Linked DNA regions of Homo sapiens: region 2 is linked to region 1. The links are chromatin loops, found by intact Hi-C in ENCODE. Cell type or tissue: chondrocyte. All regions are shown on one strand. Links, peaks and the distances in the headings refer to the core of each region. The heading gives the core; the rest is flanking DNA. Region 1 holds the start of RPS6KA6 (ribosomal protein S6 kinase A6). Region 2 overlaps RPS6KA6 (ribosomal protein S6 kinase A6).

The links. Peaks named below come from ENCODE experiments on the same cell type or tissue, not always from the same donor. Only the 100,000 strongest peaks of a DNase experiment are listed, where the experiment ranks them.
Region 2: a loop joins it to region 1, with 3 times the contacts of the local background. A loop is called at or near these places in 3 of 110 quality-filtered maps.

The regions. Positions count from the first base shown.
Region 1 is chrX:84,180,932-84,191,407 of GRCh38, forward strand. It overlaps RPS6KA6 (ribosomal protein S6 kinase A6), which reads right to left and starts at 7,268. Exons shown (of 22, transcript NM_014496.5): 1 at 6,888-7,268. The coding sequence starts at 6,968. In chondrocyte, for the core only: CTCF peaks have their summits at 5,897 (motif pointing left) and 7,630; DNase peaks (open chromatin) are centred at 6,880, 7,290 and 7,370.
Region 2 is chrX:84,119,956-84,130,431 of GRCh38, forward strand. RPS6KA6 (ribosomal protein S6 kinase A6) reads right to left here. Exons shown (of 22, transcript NM_014496.5): 9 at 1-72. Among named protein-coding and RNA genes, the nearest start is that of RPS6KA6, 63 kb to the right of the region's middle. In chondrocyte, for the core only: no CTCF peak of the experiment used is centred there; no DNase peak of the experiment used is centred there.

The sequences.
Region 1 (10,476 bases), core at 1,438-9,437:
CATAACTGTCTTACCAAGATGTTTTGAAGAATGAATAAAACTGAGATAATCTATGATGCATCTAGTACTAGCTGGTACATAGTTCATGCTCAATAAACGCTATTATCTCTTTCTCCCTTAAGATTCGATACCTTTAAATGGAATGGATTCCAACGTTTTTTCAGGTTAAAAAATTTGTATTGGGTGTTTAAATTGCTATATTTCCTCTTAAAGTTTGTCTTCAATCACTTTACAGGAGAGGCAGAGGGATTTCTTAGTAATAATTACCCATGGGTTTTGAAATTTTTTGTTAGAGATGTAATGGGATATTTGTCATTCAAAACAGAGTCACTATCTCCTTACTCAGCTAGTAAAATGGGTGAACAAGTTATTTAACCTCTTAGTTATATGGCTGAACTATATCAAAACTAGCTACGGTACTAAATTTTGTTTTTAATGCTACTGGAAAAGCAAATTCCTCAAAACTAAAGAGCAAGAACATACAGGGCAGTTCAAACAACCCAATTTGGCTCCAGTCATATCTTAAAACAACAACAAAATAAAACACACAGAAAAATATCACAATTCACAGATAATTTACTGCAGAGCTAATTGCTAGCTTACAAATTAATATTCTTTTTTTCCTATTGAATAATGACAACTACGTGACTATTTCTTTTTTTACTTTGGCCTAGAGCTGTGGTTTTTAACCCTGGCTGTGCATCATAAGCATCTGGGGAATAGATGCCCAGGCCCCCTCTAGATTAGTTAAATGTGAATCTCTGAGTGGAACACTGGCATGGATAATTTTTTTACACTCCCAGGTAAATATAACACACAGCCAGAGTTGAGAAAAACCAGCTAAGAAAACTCAAGGCCAAATTTATAATTCAACTATATTTTAAACATGTCATAGACCCTTACAGCCTGCTTATTTGTGCTCTATTTTACCCTTCATCCCCTACCCTCCACCCTTTTCATATATCTCCTACTTTGTTTTCCCTTATCCTCAATATCAAAATAGTTATCAGATTATATTTCCCATATACCATCTCAAATGCTTGGTAAAATGAAGCAAATCACAAGTAACACACATGCACTCTACTCCACCTTCCCTCTTTCTCTGTCTCTCTCTCTCTCTCTCTCTCTCTCTCACACACACACACACACACACACACACACGTGCACACAAAACTACAGCAGGACCTGTTTCTAATGTAGAGATACAGATTAAAATCTAGCAGTGAAATCAGTTACAGAATGTCTCCAGGGCAATTTAGAAAACGTCTCTTATCTGCAAAAGCCAGATTTAGCTCAGCTCTCTAAATCTCTCTCCCATCTAACTCCTTTCCTACCTAAAAACAAACAAAAATAAAGAAAATACACAACAAAAAAAAATATTGGCAGCAACAGTAAATAATCCTTGGAAATAACATAAATGAATAAACATTACATAGCAAATTCTGACAAAGTACTGAAAGGCTTATACCTCAAGATTCCAAGTGCTTATCAAATCTTAAGAACCGCTGCTACATACAATGATAGCACCAAGAAAGAAATTACAGGAAGGGAAAAAAATCTTGCATTTCCTCATCAAAATTCTAGATGAGAGAGACTATGAGAGGGTAGGTACTAAAACAATATGGCCCAGAAAAGCAACTACACTATCAGTAGGCCTTATCATGGAACACAGAGGTAATGATTAGCTCTCTTGATGAACTAATCAAGGTAGGGAAATATAGAGGACCTGCCCTGAAGGAACTGACCTGAATATTTCCAGATCAGACTGGCTTAAAGAAAGATTGACTTGGAGGAACTGAGAAGGCACCTGTGGCAGGGAGGGGCCACTGCCCTCTGACTCCTCCCCGCTTGTCTATTCCAAATAAACCTGGTGAAAGCATAGAAAAAATACAGATGTCCCTGCTCTCCTTCCACATTCCAGAAATAAGTACTGGTCATTATTTTCAGAATAGGACTCTGTACTCACGGCTGCTGACTACTGAAGATGAACATTGGTGAAACAAGAATTACAGGCCTAAGGCCCATTTAAAAAGAATTAAAAATGTTTTAGCTAGTAATAAGTGTATTCACCTTTGGTAGTAAAGAATTTAAGCATTCTAAGCACGATCAGAAACCTTCAGAGTGGAATGCTATTATTCAATACAATATTAGAAAGGGGAGATTTCATTTTAGCTTTCTATCTCCCTATACTGCAAAGATCTATTTATTTTTATATTAGTCTGGTGGCTAATACAGAGACTTATATTGGCAGGTATGCATTAAATACCTGTTACATTGAATTAATTCCTACCAGGACGCTTCTAATCTCAATTGTTTGTTATTTCTTTTTACTCTCCAACATCTAATCAGTTACCAAATTGTAACTATTCTACCTCTGCCAGGTCTCTCCCATCAGTCATCTCTTTTCTACCCCTTCTGTACTAGTTCAAAAATCTCACTACTACTTCCACTAACACAATAGCCTCCTAGCTGGAATTCCCCACCTTCCATATCTCCCCCATTCCTCACTACCGTCAATTATTTTTCAAAGCACAAATCTAATAATGTCACTCATGTCCTCAAAAACCTTCAGTGGCTCCTATTTATGAGATAAAATTGAACCCTTAAACTGGCTTAAAAAGTCCCATTCAACCTGGGCCTAGCTTACCTTTAATACATTCCTTATCTCTCACTATATCCCCTCTCCCACATCACAGACTTACAACAGTATCAGATTCTTCCTTCTTTCAGAACATTTCCATGCCTTTTCTTATATTGTGCCCATCCACGTGAAATATGCTCCTTTCATCTGTCTGTGAAAATATTATCACTTTCTAATGCCCTGCTCAAATTCCACCTCCTTCACAAAGCCTTACCAGATCCATTCCTAAACCACCACCACCCCCACCACCACCACCACCACCCCATTGTTGATAATCTTGTGCCTTTTACAATAACAATTTCCATACATGCCTGTCTTACTACCTGAATGTAAACCTGTGGGGGTAGGGTGGGACTCTGTGGTATATTTTTAGGCATTTCACATTACAGCACTATGTACAGCACTGCCTTGTACTCAATAAATGCTTCATGAATTGAACCAATTCCTACCATGACAAGAGTTCAGAATTTTTTTAAAAAATTAAAAATTTCAATGAAACACCTCATCAGCCAGATATAATAAATGAAATTATCTGTCTCTTCTTATCCTTCCACTGTTTCTAAATATAACTTTGTATTTTATCTCTGGATCACCCTATCTGTGATTACAAACATTCACAGTGAGAGCACCACTATACTTAGATGAAATGATCAAATTTAGGAAGGGGTCTTAAGAAAAACTGCTTACGAAATGGAAGGCTGCGGCTAAGGCCATGGTTATCTGAATCCCAGGATTTTAACATAGATGACAATAGTTCAGACTTTAGGGGCATGGGAAGAGGCATGATGACTGTGGGAAAAGAGAAGGAACTATTGTGTACTAGAGACTAAGTGCAAAACATCTTGCTAAGTTTATTAAACCCAGCACTGAATTTTCTTTACATAACAACTCTTGAAGATGTTTTTTCTCCAACTTATAGACAAAGAAAGTGAGGTTCAGAGAGGTTAGGTAACGTGGATTGTGTCACATCATGAGTATGGCATGGAGCTCGGACAAGAACCCAGATTTACCTGCCTTCAAAGCTGTTCTTTCCTCTATTACTATAGGGTCTCATGAAAATTAATTAAAACTAGAAGTTTTTCCCAAATTGGTTTTATCAGTAAACTACATACTCTCAAAACTAATTTGTTTAGACAGGCATGGTTGTGAGCACCTGTAGTCCCAGCTACTCGGGAACCTGAGGCATGAGGATTGTTTGAGTCCAGGAGTTCGAGGCCAGCCTGGACAATGTACAATGACATAGAAAGACCCTGACTCAAAAAAAAAAAAAAAAAAAAAAAACTAACTTGCTTAAATAAAAACAGCATTGCTAAAGAAATAATATAAAAGTACTACACGTTTACTATGATATGAAATGTGAAAATTACATCATCAACTTGATAAAGAAGCACTTGGTTCCTCACCAAAAAACAAACAACTAAGCGAACAAACTGTAACATGCATGGCATTAAATCATGAAAAGTTCACATTAGTCAAACAGGTTGTTCTTTATGATCCTTGCCCAGGAATGACCAATACCCATCCCATCTCAAGTAAAACCTCTTTCTTGATCCTGACAGAATCCAGTCAAAAGCTTAAATTGTGACTGCGTGAGGGGTGATGCCCTTTGAAGTTCCTATTCCCAGTAGACCTCATTGAGACAGTCCCTGCAAGAGCTCTCACAATCAGTTTCTTGCTTACCCTATTTCCCCTCTTCTAAGAACTCTCTTCCCAGAAACCAAAAGATTCCAGGTTTCCCCTTTTCAGGCCCATTCTCTACCTCTCACTGGAACCAAGCTAGTTATTGGTTGAAACCTGACACATTTCACCACAGAACAATTTTACAAACAGTGGTTAGGCTCGGCATCATTATACCTCGCTATTATGTACTGATCTAAAAATATAAGTACCCTTAATAAGTTTTTCCTGTGGGAAAACATGTTAAGAGTCTCAAACAACCAATTTACACACTTCTGAATGATAATTCAAAGGTTAACAACTGTCCATGCAAGCAAGACAGGTAAAAGATACAAAAAGACTCCAAAATATATGGTAGTGTCTATAATCTTTAATCTTACCAGATTCAACACACACAGAAATGGACGGAAATTATTTCTTTTGACATTAAAGTTAACAGATTCTTACCTACATTTTCTTTAAGGATTCTAGCACATTTTAAAAATATATATTCTACAACAAAAACACTCTTAGTCCTAAAATTATCACAATTGAGGGTTGTAGAGCTTGTACTCAAAATTAGCATTTTTAAAGCCAACATCAACAAATTTGTAATTAAAATATAAATTATCAAAAGTAAACTTGTTTACTTCTTATCAAAAGAATATAATTAAAAACAAACAAACTCTTCTAAGTACTAAGTGGGTCTGTTCAAATGTAGCATTTAGTTTTCACCTATAATATTTTTTATTAAGTAACTTGCAGGGTTAAATCTAACCAATCATAACTGTTTTAGAGAAAGAAGGCAGAAATACTATCTTCACCACATTACCTTCACCTTTCGTTTTACTTCATAGGGATTAACAATTTCCACTCGAGTATTTTTCCAAATTGCTGAGGTAGAGAGACCCATTGTTAAATCTCTACAATACCTAAAACATACTGCAAACAATAAAAAAACCATATGTGGTAATTACAATTTAAAACATACTACATTCAAAGTTAACAGAAATAATAAAATAGTAGGCATGCAAAAGGATTCCCACCTCCCATCCCATCCTTATATCAAAGCATTTAACTGTTTTTATAAACTAAATGCCTATAAGTTCAGTAAGTTACATACATGAATATAACAAAGTTCCTCTCCCCTTCAATAGACTTGCTAGACAATTGTGCAAACAGTTAGCATTCCCACATTTCAACAAGAAAGGAACGCCTATTCATTTATCTTGTTCTTACGAGATGTAAAATATTAAAACGTATATTGGAATTGCTTGGTTTACTAGTAAAATATTTCCTGTAAGTATAGAGGGTTCAGATTTAGGGTACTTCTGAATTTATTTCCACTATATTCCTTACCACATGTTATTCTAGCATGTAATCTTAACCCCAGTTTAGTTGATAAATAACAAAAAAATTTAAAGAAAAAAAAACAAGGTAATCATACAACAGCCAAATGTGTATTTTTTTTAAATGGAGCAAGTACTTGAAGACAAAGTTGCACCCTTTAGATGTCGAGGATTGAGAGTCTTACCTCAAAATATCCTACTGTGAATCAATTTCACCAACTATTTTTAGGAGGTGTATGGTGGCCTCTACTGGAGTAGTACGCAGTCGATTAAGTTATCAGAAAAGGATCCAACTTTCTATCACAAAAGACACGTTTTTGTGTTTAAATGCTGCCCGCTTTTATAACAACAATAAAAACAAAGCACCTGTGTACATCTAAGTTCTCACTGCACAGCTGACCAAAGCCCAACCAGAACAGTTTCAGAGTAAGAAGAGTGGGAAGAGAGGTGAACCAAAGTATTTTGGTTGAACCTCGCTAAGTCTTACCAAAGATTCGACTTATTTATAAGGGCTGGGGTTTACTTTGCGTCTTCTTTTACAGACCAACGGGGCAGGGACAGCGGTTGTGGAAAGGAGAAGGGGTGGAGCAAGAGTGCAGTAGAATCAAGGGGACCTGAGAGGAAGCAGTAGAACATCACCTGAAACCTGGCGACTGGAGATAGGTCGCCAGTGTATCTCGACATGGGTCATTACAAGGAACCATAACAAGCCACAGAGAAACGAGAAAGCTGTTACCAGGGAACACTCGTGCCTATGTGCAAATGTCCCCAGAGTTACTTAGTCACCTTGGTGTGTTTGTTGCACTGGGTTCGTAAAGCGTCCGGGGTTCAACAGCGAGCTGGAGTCCGCAGCTGTCCCCCAAAATGTTCCCAGCCAGCAAACTAGGCGCGGCGGAGAAAAAGGGACGCGCGGAGTCAGGCACAGCACCCCGCCAGTCCCCCAGTTCCCCTTCGGGTCGGAAAGTGAAGAAACTTAGTCACAACAACTCTGGCGTGGCCCGCCAGGCAGGCGCTCCGCCCAAGGCCGAGCCCGGGCCCAGGCTGCACTCACTCCGCAAGCCCGAGCCCGCCGTCTCATCCCCGCCCGCTCCCCAGCGAAAGGGCAGTGGAGGCAGCATCAAGGGGGCTTGCCCGGGAGCCCGCTTCCCGGCCCTACGCCTCTCCTCTCTCCGTCCCCAGCCAAGGTCTTGAGGGGAAGGAGGCGGGGGTTGGCTCCAGCCCGTCTTGGCCACCACACTAACCTCGCCGCTGCTCGCGCCGCCGCCGCTGAACACTTCCATTTCTCGGTCCCAGGGCTCGTCCTGAGGAGCGAATGGTAGCATCTCCCCTTCAGGAGCACTCAAACAGGAGCTGCCGCCTACCGCTGGCGCGGCCGCGCATCCTGTCTATTGAACTGGCCCGCCGCCGCCGCCGCCGCCGCCGCCGCCGCCGCGACCCCCAGCCCCGCCTTCAGCGAGCGCTGCCCTCGCCGCCGGGTCTCTCAGAGGCTGGGAGCTGGGGGTCGCCGCCGCCGCCGCCCGGTGATTCCCATAGAGAAGACAACTCTGTGCTGCCTCTCCAAGAGCTGCCGCTCGGCTCGCGCTCACCACTGCCACCACAACGACAGCCGCTCGGTGGTGACTCCCCCAACACCCCACTTCCTCGGGTCCCCTCCCCGCTCCCTGCTCTGTCAATATGGCGGCAGCGGCGGCGTTACCTGTGCGGCGCCTGGACCCCCCCACGGCGGCGGCACAGCGGCGTCACCCAAACGTCAATGGAGATTCCCCAGCTTGGGGTGAAGGGGGCGGGATAGAGGGGCGGGGTGGATGCGGGGGACCGCGTGGTGGGTGGTGGGATAGAGGGGAGGGGGGCGTGCTGGGCTGGGGAGGCGACTGAACAGTAGTAAAAGCCCCTGCTAGCGCCTCGGTAAACCTGCCCACTCCACGGAGCATGCGCAGCGCTCTTCACACATGCTCAGCAGGCCCTCTCAAGTCCACGGAGCAGCATTGCTGGCGGGCGGCAGGATTCTCAAAAAGGATGCTGGAACTGGGGGACCCTCCAGAGCACTTGAGGAATCAGGGTAAGGGTAGGACTCCAAGAGTATCTCTTTGCAGGGCTCACGAAGAGCAGGTGTCTTATATGCCAAACCACGCCCATTTCGATACTTAGTGACAAATACTAGGGCAGGGATTTTAGTACATCATACATTATCCTCCTAGAAGGTAAAGGCAGGATAACCCCCATTTAAAAAAATAAATATACCTGTCCTCTCTAGCCCCCACCTTACTTGTCCCTCTCAGGATGCTCCTGCTGGTTGCCTTCACACTATTGATAACACACAATGTTTCTCTTCACACATGCACACACACAGGCAAACATATGCCACTTAATGAACTCCACTTGTGGCAACAAAGGCATGATTCCGAAGCTAGCCCATCCTCCAGCCCCCTCTGAGAATGTTGGGTCTGTAGTGACAATAATCATAGTTTTTAGTACCTTCTTCAAAGCGAGCTTTACTACTTCGCTACTCTAAGCCACACATTGTACTGGGAGCTGGCGATATAACAGAGATAAAGTATAATCTTATACGGGGGATAATCAAGATGCTTCTCATCAAAACACTTCAGAGCTGAAAGTTTAAAAGTTATTCCACATTTGACACTTCAAAGACTTAAAAGAGCAACTGTAACAGCGGCTAAACCAACTCAGGACCTTGGAGAGGTTTCTAACGTTCATAAAAGGCACACCACCCCCTTTACCCTTCTACACCTAGGGCTGTTGACCTATGCCCTCCATTTATTTCATCATCTGGTCTCAAGAGCTAATGAAGCAAAGCTGGCCACAGAGATTGCACTGAATTACAAACAAGGATAACTGATAATGTCCTCTCACTTACTCTGCTGAAAATCTCGAGGAGAAAGTGAGCTTAACGAACAGGGTTCTCTAAAAGTCAAAGCTTCGAAAGTAGTGGGTGCATGGGGCTATAAATCGTGAAAATGTGTGAGAGTGTGTGTGTCTGTGTGTGCACGCACACACCCATAAACTCATATTTGGCTGAACTGACAGTATTAACTAGGGCCAACTTTTTTTCTTTTTCTTTTTTTTTTTTTTTTTTTTGAGACAGAGTCTCATTCTGTTGCCCAGGCTGGAGTGCAGTGGCGCGATCTTGGCTCACTGCAACCTCTGCCTCCCGGGTTCAAGCGATTCTTCTGACTCAGCCTCCCGAGTAGCTGGGATTACAAGCGTGCGCCACCACGCCCGGCTAATTTTTGTATTTTTAGTAGAGACAGGGTTTCACCATGTTGGTCAGGCCGGTCTCGAACTCCTGACCTTGTGATCCGCCCACCTCAGCCTCTCAAAGTGCTGGGATTACAGGCCTGAGCTGCTGTGCCTGGTACTGCCAACCTTTTGAGCGCTGGGTCTCATCCATCCCTTCTTGCCTACTCAAAGGCTTTGTTCTGCAACCCGCCCCCCCACTAACATCATCTATTTTTTTCTCTCTACTGGATCTCTCCCGTCAGCAAAAACATGTTATTGACAGCTTGCTTGAACACTTGCTGGCATTTGATGTAAGTTCATGACTTACTCTTTCTTTAAACATTTTCTTTACTTGGCCTCTGGAACGAAATAATGTTTGTTTTTCTCCTACATCATTGTTTCTCTTATACATCTTTCTGTCTCCTTTACTGGATCATCCCTCCTCTTCCCAATTCTGCCTATTGGAACTTCAAGGTTCAGTCCCACCCTCTTTCTTTTTCAGCGTTCTAGGTATTCCCATATCCCATCCATACCTGATATGGTTAGGCTTTGTGTCCCCACCCAAATCTCATCTTGAATTGAATCCCCATAATCCCCATAATCCCCATGTGTCAAGGGAGGGACCAGGTGGAGGTAAGTGAATCATGGGGGTGGTTTCCACCATGCTGTTCTCATGATAGTGCCTGAGTTCTAACAAGATCTGATGGTTTTATAAGGCGCTCTTCCTTCCTTTGTTGGGCACTTCTTCCAGACGCCATGTGAAGAAGGTACCTTGCTTCCCCTTTGCCTTGATTGTAAGTTTCCTGGGGCTCCCCAGCCATGATGAACTGTGAGTCAATTAAACCTCTATTTTTTAAATAAATTACCCAGTCTTGAGCAGTTCTTTATAGCAGTATGAAAACAGACTAATACAATAAATTGGTACCAAGGTAGTGGGGTGCTGCTATAAACATACTGGAAAATATGGAAGCGACTTTCAAACTATGTAACAGGCAGAGGTTGGAACAGCTTGGAGGGCTCAAAAGAAGACAGGAAGATGTGGGAATGTTTGAAACTTTCTAGAGACTTGTTAAATGGCTTTGACCAAAATGCCGATAGTGATACAATGAAGTCCAGGCTGGGGTGGTCTCAGATGGAGATGAGTAATTGTTGGGAACTGGAATAAAGGTGACTCTTGGCTATGCTTTAACAAAGAGACTGACGGCATTTTGCCACTGCACTAGAGATCTGTGGAACTTTGAACTTGAGAGAGATCAGTTAGGGTACATGATGGAAGACATTTCTAAGAAACAAATCATTCAAGAGGTGACTTGGGTGCCCTTGGAAACATTTAATTTTATGCATTCACAAAGAGACGATTTGGAATTGGAACTTATGTTTAAAAGGGAAGCAGAGCATGAAAGTTTGGAAAATTTGTAGCCTGACGATGTGATAGAATAGAAAAACCAATTTTCTGAGGAGAAATTCAAGCTGACTGCAGAAATTTGCATAATTAACGAGGAGCCAAATGTTAATCGCCAAGATAATGGGGAAAATGTCCCTAAGGCATGTCACTTTAAGATCTCATTATATACAAAGAAAAGTTGGCCTGCT
Region 2 (10,476 bases), core at 1,391-9,390, 61 kb before region 1:
TATACTCTACTGTACCACAAAATGAGTAAGCCTTCTTTTCTTGATCTACTGACTCCTTGCTGAGTCCAAAATCTATAATAACAGTATTACCAAAAAATGTGTCTGAAAAACTTCAGAAAATAGAAAACGTCAAAAGAAACAAAATAATGTATTAAACATTACAATTATTTATGGATGGCCTACAGTTACTCTTAAGAAAGTTCCTGTGAGATCAATAAGAGAAAGCAGCCTGTATTTCATAACAATACTCTTTAAGGTCATTTAAAGATCCTTCCATGAAATCTCATCCTCAAAATACATGCTTTCAGGTCTACACTAGAATATAGTGCAAAAAATGTGAGGGAACAACAATTAAATCAAAGCTGCCGTATTGATCTAAGTTTTAAAATAGACTAAGACAAAACAGAAATAGTAACTTATACTTTTTAAAATATTAAAAAAGCAAATTTTGCTTTGGCTTTGGTGAGCTTCCATTTTTGTTCAAAGCCTTCAAGGAGCTAAAGATGTCAATAATAAAAATCAATCTTATTTCTTGGTATTACTAATGAACAACTGGAAGACGAAATTTAAAAAGTACCATTTATAATACCACCAAAAATATCAAACATGAAATCTACAGGTATAAATATACATCTACAGCTATAAAATATATATGCAAGAATTATATGCTGAAAACTGGAAACACTGATGAAAGAAATCAAAGTAGACCTAAATAAATGGGAAGTTATACCATGTTCATGAATTGGACGATTTAATGTTGTTAAGGTATCAATTCTCCCCAAACTGATATACCAATTCAATGAAACTTCAATAAAATCCCAGCAAAATTTCTTTTGTAGAAATCAATAAGCTGATTCTACAATTTGTATAAAAAAGTCAAGAAAATAAAATAGTCCAAACAATTTTGAAAAGGAAGAAAACAGTTGGACTTACACTACACCTGACTTCAACACTTACTATAAAGCTACGGTAATCAAGATAGTGGGGTACCGGAAAAAGGTTGGACATATATATCAATGGAACAGAAGAGTGTACAATGATAGACTGACATATACAGTTAATTCTGCTATAATGCTTCTTTTGAAAATGCAAATTTGTTCTAATGCAATTGATATCTTAGCAAACAATCTAAGTATAACGTGAATTTCACACTGGCTTATCAGTGATTTTGTCTGCAGGAAGCGTTACATGAGCACAGAAAACTGAATCAGCTGAGCTTAGGAAAGTAGAAATACATAAAATGCACATATGCACACACCTCAAACATCTACCAGCTAATTCACTGTATTTGTTATGAGCCACTCCTGTCCACCTCTAGCGTTAAAATTTTCCTTCCAATTCCAGATAATCTAACTTCCACTACATCATTATAACTTACAAACTGTAACTTTTCTGACACCCACTTCCACAAGCAAACTTCGGGTCTTTTTCAAGGTAAGGAACTGTATTTATTGCAGTCTTTATGTATTTCTTAATCATTTAGAACATACAGAACAATGCTACCCTTTTTACTTTCTTTTCTTTTGTGTATCACTGATCAAACATTTTAAAGTTATGCCCCTTGCCTCCTTTTCCCCATAAGTTCTGTGGTTTATATACTATGGATTTATGCATACTGCAGTGATTTAGATCACATATGTCACACTGTAACAGAACTGGCTCTATATTGTCACTTAATTTCTTGCAAAGGTGCAAAAGCAATTCCATGGAGAAAAAGCAGTCTTTTCAACAAATGGTACCAGAACAAGTAGGATAGAGATATAGAAAAATTCATCCTCATACCATAAATAATTAACTCAAAATGGATCGTAAACCATGTAAAACCTAAAACTATAAAATTTACAAAAAAGAAAATAGAAATTCTTTGTGATCTTGGGTTAGACAAGGATTTCTTAGATACATCAAAAGTATAATCCATAAAAGAAAAATAATGACAAACTGGACATCATCAAAATAAACAAAACTGTTCTTCAGAAAATGGTATTAAGAAAATGAAAAAGAAGCTACAGGAGGAAACGATGGAGCAAGATGGCAAAATAGAAGCCTATACCATTTGTAGCTTCTGCAGGAACACCAAAGTTTAACAACTCTCTGCACACAGAAAAGCACCATCACAAGAATCAAAAATCGGGTGAGTAATCACAGTACTTAGTTTTAACTTCATATTGCTGAAAGAGGCACTGAAGAGGGTAGAAGAGACAGTCATGAATCACTGATGACACCCCTTCCCCATGCCCCAGCAGCAGCCATGCAGTGAGGAGAGTCTTTGCAGATAGGGGAGGGAAAGCTCAGCAACTGGGGGGCTTTACATTGAATTCAGTGCTGCCCTGTTACAGCAGACAGCAAAGTCATGCTGGCCTCAGCCAGCACCCACATATGGAGGAAGCTTTTGTTATTTTTTTTAAGTTTTTTTTTTTTTTTTTTTTTTTTTTGAGACAGAGTCTTGCTCACTGCAACCTCCGCCTCTCGGGTTCAAGTGATTCTCCTGCCTCAGCCTCCTGAGTAGCTAGGATTACAGGCGCCCGCCACCACGGGCAGCTAATTTTTTTCGTGCTTTTAGTAGAGGCAGGGTTTCACCATGTTGGTCAGGCTGGTCTCGAACTCCTGACCTCAGATGATCCATCCACCTCGGTCTCCCAAAGTGCTGGGTTTATAGGCATGAGCCACTGCACCCGGCCAGAGGAAGCTTTTGGACAAGAACTAGACAGAAGGGAATTGCCTGTCCCAGTGGTCTAAATTTGAACTCCTCAGCAAGCCTCGCCATCTTGGGCCAAAGTGCTCTGGGGTCCTAGGTAAACTTAAAAGGCAGTCTAAGATGCAAACCCTGCAATTCCTAGGCAACTACTAGTGTTGAACTGGAATTAGAGCCAGTGGACTAGGGTGGCATGTGACCTAGGGAGATACCAGCCAGGGTGGCTAAGGGAGTACTTGTGCCACCATTCCCCCAACCCCAGACAGCACAGCAACAAAAGTGACTCCTTCCTTCTGCTTAAGGAGGAAGGAACAAAAAGTAAAGAGGACTTTGTCTTGCATCTTAGATATCAGCTCAGCCATAGTAGGACAGGACACTGGGCAGAGTTGTGAGGTTCCCATTCCAGGCCCTAGCTCATGGATGGTATTTCTAGACACATCCTGGGCCAAAAGGAAACCCACTGTCTTGAAGAGAAGAACCCAGTCCTGGCAGGATTCATTGCCTGCTGATTAACGAGCTCTTGGGCCATGAACAACCACCAGCAGCAATATACCCAGGTAGTACACCATGGGCCTTGGGCTCTGAGAAATGCTGGCTTCAGGTGTGATCCAACAAATTGAGAGCTGTGGTAGCTACAGAAAAAGATTCCTTCTGTTTGAGAAAAGCAGACAGAAAGGTAATGCACCTTAGGTACCAGCTCAGCCACAGTGGGGTAGGCCAATAAGCAGGCTCTTGAGGTCTCTTGAGTCTGAGCCTAGGCTCTTGGATATAATTTCTGGATCTGCCCTGGGGCATATGGGAGCCCAGTGCTCTGAAGAACGAGTTCCCAGCCTGGCAGCATTCACCACTTGTTGACTGAAGAGCCACTGGGCTTTAAGTGAACATTGCCAGTGGCCTGGCAGAACCCCTGCTATGGGCTGCTGGTGCTGATGGCTATAGGGAGAGGCCCTTCTCCCTGTGGAGAGGGGAGGGAAGTGCAACAAAGATTCTGGATTATGGTCTGAGTGCCAGCTTAGCTGCAGTAGAATAGAACTTCAGGTAAATTTCTAAGGTATTTGACTCTAATCCTTGGCTCCCAGACAGCATGCCTGGTCCTGCCCGGGGCCTGGGGGAACTCATTGCCCTGAAAGGAAGGACACAAACCTGTTTGGCCTTAACATCTGCTGACTGTAGAGCACTATGGCCTTGAGTGAAAATAGGTTTTACCCAGGTAGTAGTTATAGTGAGCCAAGGTCGAGACCCAGTGTTGTGCTGGCTTCCGGTTTGATTCAATGCAGTCTGTGTGGTGGCGGCCATAGGGGTGATTGCATAACCACATCCCCATTCCAGGTGGCTCAGCACAGAGATAGACTCCATTTGTTTGGGAGAAAATAATGGAAAAGAATGAGGTTCTCTGACTGGTAATACAGAGAATTCTTCCAGAATTTATCCAAGGCCACCAATGGGGTACCTCTAGGAGCCTATAAAACCACAGCATTATTGGGCTTGGGGTTCAACTCCCAGCGAATACCTGTACAGTCTTCTCAAGAAGGACAGGTACAAACAAGCCCGGAGTCCAAGACCAAATTAAAAATCTAACTCATCAATGCCCATACACTCCCAAGCATCTACAAGCAGCAAGACCATCCAGGAAAACATGACCTCACCAAATGAACTAAATAAGGAACCAGGAACCAATTCTGGAGAAACAGATAGATATGCAGGCTTTCAGATAGATAATTCAAAATAGCTCTGTTGAGGAAACTCAACGAAACTAAAGATAACGAAGAGAAGGAATTTATAATTCTATCAGATAACTTTAATAAAGAGATTAAAATAATTAAAAAGAATCAAGTAGAAATTCTAGAGTTGAAAAATGCAACTTGACATATCAAAGAATGCATGACAGTCTCTTAATAGAAGAACTGATCAAGGAGTGAAAATAATTTGTGAGCTTGAAGACAAGCTATTTGAAAATACACAGAGGAGACAAAATTAAAAAAAAAAAAGAATAAAGCATGGCTACAAGATCTAGAAAACAGCCAAAGAGGGGCAAGTCTAAGAGCTACTGGACTTGAATAGAAAGTAGACAGAGAAAGACGGATAAGAAGTGTATTCAAAGGGATAATATCAGAGAACTCCCCAAACCTAGAGAAAGAAATAAACATACAAGTGCAAGAAAGTTATAGAACATCCAACAGATTTAAACCAAAGAAGACTACCTCAAGGCATTTAATAATCAAACTCCAAAAGTTCATTGATAAAGTATCCTAAAAGCAGCAAGAGAAAATAAACAAATGACATAATGGAGCCCCAATACACCTGGCAGCATACTTTTCAGTGGAAACTTTACAGGTTAGGAGAGAGTGGCATGACATATTTAAAGTGCTGAAAAAAAATTACTTTATACTATTATAACTGGCAAAACATATTTTTCATGCATGATGGAGAAATAAAGATCTTCCCAGACAAACAATAACTGAGAGATTTCATCAACACCAGACCTGTCTTATAAGAAATGCTAAAGGGAGTTCTTCAATCTGAAAGAAAAGTATGTAATAAGCAAGAAGAAATCATCTGAAAGTACAAAACTCACTATAATAGTAAGCATAAAGAAAAATGCAGGGAATATTATTATGCTGTCATTGTGGGGTATAAATTCCTCTTAAGTAGAAAGACTAAATGATGAACCAATCAAATAATAACTACAAAAACTTTTCAAAACATAGTACAATAAGACATAAAGAGAAGCAATGAAAACTTGAAAAGTGGGGGGATGAATTCAAAGTGTAGTGTTTTTATCAGGTTTTTTTGCATGTTTGTTTGGACAATCAGTGTTAAGTTTTCATCAGTTTAAAATAAGAGGTATTAGATCATATTGGCAAGCCTCATGGTATTCTCAAACCGAAAAACATACAACAGATATGCAAAAAATAAAGAGAAAAAGGCTGGGTGTGGTGGATCATGCCTGTAATCACAGCACTTTGGGAGGCCGAGGCGGGCAGATCACAAGTTCAAGAGATTGAGACCATCCTGGCTAACACGGTGAAACCTGTCTCTACTAAAAATACCAAAAAATTAGCCAGGTGTGGTGGCAGGTGCCTGTAGTCCCAGCTACTTGGGAGGCTGAGGCAGGAGAATGGCGTGAACCCGGGAGGTGGAGCTTGCAGTGAGCCAAGATTGCACCACTTCACTCCAGCCTGGGCGACAGAGCAAGACTCCATCTCAAAAAATACATAAATAAATAAATAAAGAGAAAGAAACTAAATCACAGCACCACAGAAAATCACCTTCAGTAAAAGGAGGGCAGGGAGGAAGAAAACAAGGAAGAGAAGACCAGAAAACAACTAAAAAAATGGCATGAGTAAGTCCCGATTTATTAATAATAACATTTTATGTAAATGGACTAAACAATCAAAATACACAGACTGGATGAACCATGAAAAAACAAGAAACAATGATCTGTTGCCTACAGGAAACACACTTCACCCATAAAGATACATACAGACTGAAAATAAAGAAATGGGAAAAGATATTCCATGCCAATGGAAACCACAAAGGAGCAGGAGTAGTTATATCATACAAAATAGATTTGAAGGCAAAAATTATAAGAAGGGAAATGGAGGTCATTATATAATGATAAAGGGGTCAATCCTGCAAGAAGATAGAAAAATTATAAATATCTGTGGACCCAAAACTGGAGCAACCATATATACAGAGCAAATATTATTAGAGATAAAGAGGGATATAGAACTCAATACAGTAACAGCCGGTGACTTCAACACCCCACTTTCAGCATTGGACAGATCTCCCAGACAGAAAACTCAACAATGAAATATCGAACTTAATCTGCACCATAGAAAAAGTGGACCTAATAGATACTTACAGAACATTTCATCCAAAGGCTGCAGAATACACATTCTTCTCCTCAGCACATGGATCATTCTCAAGAATAGACCATATGTTAGATCACAAAACAAGTCTTAATATATTCAAAAATCTGAAATAATATCAAGCATCTTCTGTGATCACAACTGAATACAACTAGACGTCAACAACAAGAGGAATTTTGTAAACTATATAAACACATAGAAATAAAACAATATGTTCCTGAATGACCAGAGAGTCAATAAAAAAATTAAGAAAGAAATTTAAAAATTTCTTGAAATTAATGATAATAGAAATACAACATAAAAAATCCTATGGAATACAGTGAAAGCAGTACTAAGATGGAAATTTATAGCTGAAAGTGCTTACATCAAAAAAAAATTCAAATAACTTTATGATGTATCTTAAAGAACTAGAGAAGCAAGTGAATTGAACCCAAATTAGTCGGAGAAAAGAAGTAATAAATATCAGAGCAGAAATAAATGAATTTTAAATGAGGAAAATAATATAAAAGACCAATGAAATAAAAACTTGCTTTTTGAAAAAACAAACAAAATTGATAAACCATTAGCCAGACTATCAAAGAAAAACAGGGAGAAGACCCCAATAATTAAAATTAGAGATGAAAAAGGAAATATTACGACTGATACCACAGAAATTCAAAGGGTCATTAGTGGCTACTATGAGCAACTACATGCCAATAAATGGGAAAATCTAGAGAAAATGGACAAATTCCTTGTCACGTAAAACCTACCAAGAAATCCAAAACCTGAAGAGGCCAATAACAATTAGTAAGATCAACATCATAATAAAAAGTCTCCCAGTAATGAACTGCCCAGGGCCTGATGGCTTCAGTGCTACACTCCTCCAAACATTTAAAGAAGAATTAATACCAATCCTGTTCATAATATTCCAAAAAATAGAGCAGGAGGGAATACTCCCAAAGTCATTCTATGAGGCAAGTATTACCCTGATACCCAAACCAGACAAAGATAAGACAACAAAAAACTACAGGCCAATATCTCTGATGAATAATAATGCAAAAATCCTCAACAAGATACTAGCAAATTGAATTCAATAATACATTAAAAAGACTGTTCATCATGACCAAGTGAGATTTGTCCCAGGTATGCAAGGATGGTTCACCATATGCAAATCACTTAATATGACACATCATACCAACAAAAAGAAGGACAAAAACCACATGATGATTTCAACTGATGTTGAAAAAGCACCCAATGAAACTCAACATCTCTTCATGATAAAAAAAAAAACCCTCAGAAAATTGGGTATAGAAGGAACATGCTTCAACATAATCAAAGCCATATATGACACACCCACAGTTAGTATCATACTGAATTGGGAAAAACTGTCATCCTTTCCCCTGAGACCTGGAACACAATGAGGATGCCTGCTTTCACTACTGTTAATCAACATAGTACTGCAAGTCCTAACCAGAGCAATCAGACAAGAGAAAGAAAAAGGGCATCCAAGTGAGAAAGGAAGAAGTCAAATTATCCTTTTTTACTGATGGTATTATCTTACATTTGGAAAAACCTAAAGACTCCTCCAAGAAACTATTAGAACTGACAAACTCAGCAAAGTTGCAGGATACAAAATGAACACACAAAAATCAGTAGCATTTCTACAGGCCGACAGAGAACAATCTGAAAATGAAATCCAGAAAGTGATGCCACTTACAATAGCTAAAAATAAAATCAAATACATAGTAATTAACCAAGAAGTAAAATATCTCTACAATGAAACTACAAAACACTGATAAAAAGAAATTAAAGACATGTAAAAAGGAATGTACTAAAATGAGGCAAGAAATTGAGAAAGACACACAAAAAATGGAAAGATATTCCAAGTTCATGAATTGAAAGAGTCAATATTGTTAAAATTGTCCATACTACCCAAAGCAATCTACAGATTAAACACAATACCTTTCAAAGTAGAATGAGATTCTACACAGAAATAGAAAAAAAAGTCCTAAAATTTATATGGATCCACAAAATACCCAGTATAGATAAAGCTACCTACACAAAAAGAACAAAACTGGAGGAATCACATTATCTAACTTCAAATTATACTACAAAGCTATAGTAACATGGTACTGTCATAAAAACAGAAACATAGAACAGGGAACAGAATAGAGAACCCAGAGATAAATCCATGTATCTACAGTAAATTCCTTTTTGACAAGGTGCCAAGAACATACATTGGGTAAAGGACGGTGTGTTCAATAAATGGTGCTAGGAAAACTGGATATGCATATACAGATGAATGAAACTACATCTCTAGCTCTTGCTATATACAAAAATAAAAACAAAATGGATTAAAAATTTACATCTGAGACCTTGAACAATAAAACTACTACAAGAAAACATTGGATAAACTTGCCAGCATATTGGACTGGGCAAAGATTTCTTAAGTAATAGCCCACAAGCACAGGTGATCAAAGCAAATATGGACAAACTGGATCACATCAAGTTAAAAAGCTTCTGCACGGCAAAGGAAACAATCAATAACATGAAGAGACAATTCACAGAATAAGGGAAAATATTTGCAAACTGCCCATCTGACAAGGGATTAGTAACAAGAATACATAAGGAGCTCAAACAACTCTACAGGAAAAAGTCTAATAATCCAATTAAAAAATGAGCACAAGATCTGAATAAAAAATCCTCAAAAGAAAGCATACAAATGGCAAACAGGCATATGAAAAGGTGCTCAACATCATTGATCACCAGAGAAATGCAAATCAAAACTACAATGAGATATAATTTCTCCCTAAAATGAGGCCTTTATTCAAAAGTCAGGCAATAAAAAAATGCTGCCAAGGATGGAGAGAAAAAGGAAACCTCATACGCTGTTGGTGAGAATGTAAATCAGCACAACCACTATGGAGAACAGTTTGGAGGTTCCTCAAAAAAAACTAAAAACAGAGCTACCATATGATCCATTAATCCCACTGCTGGGTACAAACCTAAAAGAAAGGAAATCAGTACAATGAAGAGATATCTGTACTCCCATGTTTGCTGCAGCACTGTTTTTAATAACCAAGATAAGAAAGCAATCTAAATGCCCATTGACAGACAAATGGATAAAGAAAATGTGGCACTTATACACAACAGAGTACTATTCATCCATAAAAAAGAGTAAGAACCTGTCATCTGCATTGTGAGTGGAACTGGAGGTCACTGTGTTAACTGAAATAAGCCAGGCACAGAAAAATAAACTTATGTTCTCACTTATTTATGGGAGATGAAAATTAAAATAATTGAACTCATGGAAATAGAGTAGAAGGATGGTTACTAGTGGCTGGGAAGGGTACGGGGGAAGGGACTTAGGGGATGAGGGATGGATAATGGGTGCAAAAAATAGTTAGAATAAATAAGACTTAATATTAGCTAGCACAACAGGGTGAGTATAGTCAAAAATAATTTAATTATACATTTTTAAATAACTAAATGCATATGATTGGATTGTTTGTAATATAAAGGATAAATGCTTGAGGTGATGTATATACCCCATTTACCCTGATGTGATTATTAGGCATTGCATGCCTGTATCAAAATATCTCATACAACACATAAATATATACACGTATGTACCCACAAAATTTAAATTTAAATTTTAAAAAATATAAAACATTCTAGGCTGAAAACCAAACAAACAATCCAATTTTTTAATGGGCAAAAGATCTGAATAGACACTTCTCAAAGAAATAAATATATGAAAATGTGCTTAGTGTCATTAGTTATTAGAAAAATACAAAATAAAACCATGATAATTCTACCTAATGCCTATTAGAATAGCTAAAATAAAAAATACTAACAATACAAAATGCTAGTGAGGATACAGATCCACTGGACATTGTGGGTGGGTATACAAAATATTACAACCACTTTGGA